Regions from separate parts of the Mus musculus genome. Here region 1 is linked to region 2. The links are chromatin contacts, found by Hi-C or POLR2A ChIA-PET in ENCODE. All regions are on one chromosome and are shown on one strand. Each heading gives the region's core, a stretch centred on a gene start or an enhancer-like site at or near the end of the contact. The rest is flanking DNA. Distances are from core to core; before and after follow the strand shown.

Region 1 (2,890 bases), core at 69-2,568, 1.7 Mb after region 2:
GTGTGTGTGTGTGTGTGTGTGTGTTTCTTTCCGATGCAGGGCGGTTAGCCAGGGGCTGCAGTAGCTTTCCACTCAGCCCAGCGACTTTTACACATCCCAGACATACTCAGCGCATCTAAGCAGCGGGCTCGAGAACCCAGGACTGAGCCTTCCCGGAATCCACTCAGAGCGCCCAGCCATTAATTCTCGAACTCTTAGAATTCTGTGGCTCCGTTGCCGACTGAGGATTGGGTTCCCTTAACCTAGGGCTTCCTCTTCTCGGGCAGGAGGAGGAGTCACAACCTCCCCTCCCTTTCTCCTCCGCCTACGACCAGCTTGATTTAAAAAAAAAAATCTAATCTTTTATTTAAAGTCAACGGAGAAGCAGGAACCCCGCGCTCCTGCCTAGAAGATATTTTTACTAACTCCTTAATCTCTGCCAAGAAGGGCAACCTTAAGGAACCTGTTTTCTTTTAAGCTTTAGGTAGCAAGGGAGGAGTGTGACAGTCTGGGCCGAAACTCGAGGGCTCTATGCACTTGGGAAGGGTTATTAGGGCGGAGGTAGGGTGGGACGAAAAATTTCCAAAGTACTAAACATTGAACACGAGAGTCAACTCGAAAAGCTTTGAATCAAATTGGGAGCCGAACGTACGTATGTGTGGCTAGCTCCCGGGAAAGAAGCCTCTTGAGTCCCCGTCCAAGCAGGAGAAAAGGGGTCAGGTGAATGAATACCCAGCTTGTGACCCTGAAGGAGGAGAGTCTTGGGCCAGGAGGGGATGTGCCCATAGCCTAGGCGCGCCCACGCGCACCCCTGGAGGAGAAAGGCCGAAAAGACACCTCCTGCCTCCGCCTGGGGCTGCTACCACCGGACTGCGCCCCCAGCGCCTTGCCCAGCTTCACCAGCTGAGCGCGAACCCCTCTGCTCTCCTATTCTCAACTAGTCTCCGAGCTGTTAGGACTCGTGGCAGTCAAAGGCACCTCGTCCGCCCCGCAGAGCCCATTTCTCTCCCCACCCCATCTCCCGCCAACGCCCCCAAATTTTTTGGGCTCGCCCTTCCTGAAAGTAGGCGAGGCCCAGAAGCTGAGGCTAGAGAGAGGAGGTGGAGGAGGAGGAGGAGGAGGAGGAGGAGGAGGAGGAGGAGGAGGAGGAGGAAGGGGTAGGAGGTGGAAAAGGGGCGGCGCCGAGCGGCCAGCCAGGGGGCGTGTCCGGCACTGGCCCCGCCCCTGGGTGCGCGCGGTGGTGGCGGAGGCCGCCCAGCCTCGCTCTAGAGAGACAGGTATCGCTTAGACGCCATGTTGTGAGCGGAAGTGGGGGAGCGCGCGGCCGTCGCTGTTCTGCTGGGATCGGGCGCGGGAAGCGGCGGGGAGGGGAGGCGGGGGGCGGAGCCGTAGTCCGGGCGGCGGAAGGAGGAGAGGAAGAAAGGGGCGAGCCCTGGTGCCTGGCGGCGGCGCAAGGCTCTCGCTTGGAGTGCGGGCGGCTGTGGCTAGGCGCTGGGCGTTCGGGTGGTCGGCGTCGGCGTCGGCGTCGAGCTCGCTCTCGGGGGAGCCGCGGCTGCCCGGCTGCTGCTTCTCGGCTCTGCCTTGGAGCTCGAGTGGCTAAGGAGCCGAGCCGGCTGTGGGGCGGGTGGGGAGGGAGGAGGCGGTGAAGGCGGCGGCGGGCCGGGGAGGGGGGGAAAGATGCCGCTGGCGCAGCTGGCGGACCCGTGGCAGAAGATGGCTGTGGAGAGCCCTTCCGACAGCGCGGAGGTGAGTGCAGCCGTGCGGCAGGGCAGGCGCGCCCCTTCCCCACGCCCCCGCCGGCGCTAGCTCTCTTCCCCGGAGCTGCCCCCCTTAGACCACCTCCGCCGCCGGCTCACATCTTGTTCCCGGGGCGAGATTCTGCTTTGGGTCGTTGGGCTTTGCCGATCTGTCTGTGTCTCCTTCCCGCACCCTCGCCTCTCCCTGCTTTTGGGGTTGGGGGGTGCCGGTGTGGCGGCGCGTGGGGTTTGGAGTGGGCGCTGAGGCTTTGCAAAGAGCCTGTTTTAATCAACTTTGCGTGGGGGAAGCAGGAGGCAAAGCAGGAGCCGGCGGCGGGGAGTTGGGAAGTTTGGCCCTGCCGGCTCTAGGGTCTTCTCCGGAATCTTAGAGACTTTGGATTCGGTTCACCAGGAGCCAAGACTTCAGTCTGGCCGCCGGAGGGGTTTGCTACAGGGAGACGGGCGCCCACAGGGCAAGGTGGGCGAGCCAAGCCGGGAGGGTTTTGAGTAAGGGGTCCAGGACTGAGGGATCCCCCCACACCCCGGTCAGTCTGCCGCAGCGCTCTCTGCCGCTGCTGCAAAAGAAAAACGGAGCGCCTTAGGTCCCCTACTCCTAGGTTTTGAGGTCACTGAGTTGGAAGACCCCAGTATAACTTTTGCTTCCTGTCCATGGAGGTGAGCGGGTGAAATTCAAGGAGATCAGCGGACGCTGTAAAAGGGCTATCTGATTTTCCTCTCCCGGGATCTGATGATCGGCCCTGAGATACCCACCCCAGTGTCAGAAACCCAAACAGTATACCCAAACAAGGCAAAACAGAATTTCCGCGGACACATCCCAGCACCGAGCTTTTCACAGCCGCCACTGTCCCAGAATCAACTGGCGATCTAAAAAAATAATGCAGACAAGATCCATTCCAGGGTATCAGCGCTCCTCTCCAGAGTGGAAAATCAGTTCCTGATGGTGGCGCGTCTGTGATTCCTCTTTCTTGACTTTTCGCTGAATTCTATCCTCGCAGCGGACTTTAGGGGATTACAGAATGATAGGCTGGGTGTGTGTAATAGTTACTGAGCGAGTGACCCCATTTCTGGAAAGCATGACTGAAACGCGGGGGTGGAATGGGGCAGGCTCTGATGAGTGGTGTACTTGGCGGCAGCCACTGCCCCCATCGGCCTCC
Region 2 (2,906 bases), core at 183-2,682:
ACACCTGAGAGTCTGCCATTCTAACAAGGGCCCAGATCATCCAAGTGTTGTTGGTCCTTGGACCTCCGATACAGTATATTATCTGGACGCATAATATAATCCTCTCCATAAGTTCAGGTGATCCTTTCAGTTGCTTTCCCAATTTAAAGACAAGAAATGGAGGCACAAGTAACGATCTGCCTAAGGTCACAGAGGTTAGAAAGTGGCAGAGCCTAGCTCTCTTAAGCTCGCTCTTCATAGCCTGGCATACCAACGTTTAAATATGACAAAGAAGCACAGGTGCCATTTGATTTTATTGTTTCCTAAGACGAAGTGTCACGAGGTTATTTTGTTTAAAAGAACACAAACATGAAGGTTTTACTATTTATGATTGTGATTTCCAAACCCTTGGGAATTTCTAAGCTCGTATTCCCCACCCCCACTCCATTCCAAGGATGTCTGAAACACGTGCTCAGACAAACTCTTGAAATTTCTTCTTACGATTCCAGCACCCACAACACTCAAAAAAAAAAAAAGCACTGTGTGCTCAGAGTGTGTGTGGTCACTGTGAAAAAGGGAGTGTAGGGTGTAAATAGAATTTGAATAACAGAAAATGTGGCTATGTAAATTCTTGCTACTTTAAAGCACCGCCTGTGGGTCAGCACTGTCCGTCCGTGGGCCAGAGAAACTGGCTGGAAATACACAATCTTAGCTTTCCTCCCAGATCTGACGAAATCAGAATCTAAATTTAAACTAGAACCACCGATGCTCCTGTGTACTTTCGAGTTTGACGCCAGTGATTTAAGTCACAATCTGATTTCGGTTTATCACAACACTAGCAGCGTCTCACGGGTCCTAACCTTAGCACAAAGAAGAACCACAAAGCATTTTCTTAAGCGGAAGTTTTCGTTTCTTTTCCTCCTTCGAGCCGTGCCTCCCAAGCCCGCCAGACTCCTCCCGGGAAGGAGCCCAAAAGCCGCAGGGACCCGGCGGCGCCCGCAATGCGGTGGCCGCCACACCCCTCCCCTCCCGCAGCCTGCCTGCCCTACTTTCTTTACTCGGTCGGACGGATGCGCCACGCGGGAGAGCGCACGCAGACGCGGCGGGCGCTCGGAGCGGCTCCCGGCCCGGCGCGGAGACTCCGAAGGGGAAGAGAAAAGGCCTTGGGCGACACAGGACCATGCGCACCAGCCCTGGACTCCGCCGGCTGGGGCCTGAGGCCTGAGGCCCTCACCTTCAACACCAAGTCGGCCAGGTAGACGGCAGTCCAACCACCCACCACCACCACCAGCAGCGACACCGGAATCATCGTAGCGACGGATGGACGGCGGGCCCCGGCGGCCTGCTTCTGCGAGCCCCAGTCAGCCGTGCGCCCGCCCGGAGCCTTCCAGCTCCAGCATCCGCGCAGGAACTAAAGTGCTACCGGGTTCTTTGCTCCGGTGGCAACATTTCCCTCCGGACCCTTCCGGTGAGGACACTCAGCCGTTTTTTTTTTTTTTTTTTTTTTTTTGTTTTGTTTTGTTTTTTTTTTTTTTTTGGTGCATATGCCGGAAAAAGCGCGCGGGCTTCTTTTCCTGGGACGCTCGGGCTCCGGAATGCTCGAAGCTCGGGTCGTCCGTCCGGCAGCGTGCTTGTGACTCATGAGGCTTGACCCTCTCTGCGCTCTGCCCTTCCTTCTCACTGATTTCCATCTCCGGTTTGTTGTGCTTTTCATATAGCCGGAGTTTGGGATTGTCAGAAGTACATACCCACATTTAAATTAATCACGTCTCGTTCTAACGTCTTTATGCACGGCAATATCGTAATGGAGGCCTCATTTGTTCATTTCGGTGTTTTGAAAACTAAATATCTGTCTATATCTTAATCGAAATACGTAGCATTTCTTTTCTTTCTATTTTTTTTAAAGATTTATTTATTTATTATATGTGAGAACACTACAGCTGTCTTCAGACACTCTGGAGGAGGGAGTCAGATCTCATTACAGATGGTTGTGAGCCACCATGCAGTTGCTGGGATTTGAACTCAGGACCTTCAGAAGAGTAATTGGTGCTCTTAATCGCTGAGCCATCTCACCAGCCCCATACGTAGCATTTCTATCCAGAGAATTTCTTTCTAGTTTCCCTTCCTACGTATTTCTGTCCCCTGCCCCGTTCTGATTTATTAATTAATTTATTTATTTTTAATGTTGAATTCTGCGTAAATAGAACCACACTGTTAAAATCTGGATTATTTCGCGCGACATTTTGTTTTGTAAGATTTGTCTATATAACTGGTCTTTATTTTAAGACAGGGTCTCACTATGCAATCCAAGCCTGGCATTCACTATACAGAGTAGGCTGGCCTTGAACTCTCAGAGTTAACCTGCACTTAAGAGTTGTGCATCAAAAATACCTGGCTGTTGATTAAAAAAAAAAAACAAAAACTTTCATCTAAGACTTGAGGAGCCGGGCGTAGTGGCGCACGCCTTTAATTCCAGCACTCGGGAGGCAGTGGCAGGCAGATTTCTGAGTTCGAGGCCAGCCTGGTCTACAAAGTGAGTTCCAGGACAGCCAGATCTATACCGAGAAACCCTGTCTCGGAAAAAAAAAAAAAAAAAAAAAAAAAAGACTTGAGGTTTGGGCTATTGCTACATATTGGAGTTCTAGACCTGGAAAAATGGCTCAACACGTAAAGGCACTTGCTGCCTAACCTGACTACCTGAGTCAGTCCCAGGGGGACAACATGATGAGAGAAACAGCCCTTGCAGGTTTTCCGTTGATCTACTGGCCTATAAAATAGGTTAGATGAAACTTTTAAAAATTGGAGCACTGACCATCTGTCTAGTGAACTAAAGTGTAGTTCTCAGCCTTGGTTGCACAGTACCTTCACCAGGGGCCTTTAAAGTCCCCCTGGTTTCTGGAGCCTGGACCAATTAAATGAGAAGCTCT

What was found. A loop is a pair of places that touch in the nucleus more often than their neighbours do. ChIA-PET counts read pairs that join two places held with the same protein, here RNA polymerase II (POLR2A).
Region 1: a loop to region 2 is called in a map of heart, with 4 times the contacts of the local background. The contact joins the promoter of Rps6ka3 here to the promoter of Mbtps2 in region 2. A Hi-C loop is called at or near these places in 1 of 37 maps with a recorded cell type or tissue (heart). POLR2A ChIA-PET finds 5 or more read pairs at or near these places in 1 of 5 experiments (embryonic stem cell).

Annotation. Positions count from the first base shown.
Region 1 is chrX:159,254,464-159,257,353 of GRCm38, forward strand. Rps6ka3 (ribosomal protein S6 kinase polypeptide 3) reads left to right here and starts at 1,319. Exons shown (of 22, transcript NM_148945.2): 1 at 1,319-1,725. The coding sequence starts at 1,657.
Region 2 is chrX:157,597,283-157,600,188 of GRCm38, forward strand. It overlaps Mbtps2 (membrane-bound transcription factor peptidase, site 2), which reads right to left and starts at 1,433. Exons shown (of 11, transcript NM_172307.3): 1 at 1,214-1,433. The coding sequence starts at 1,288.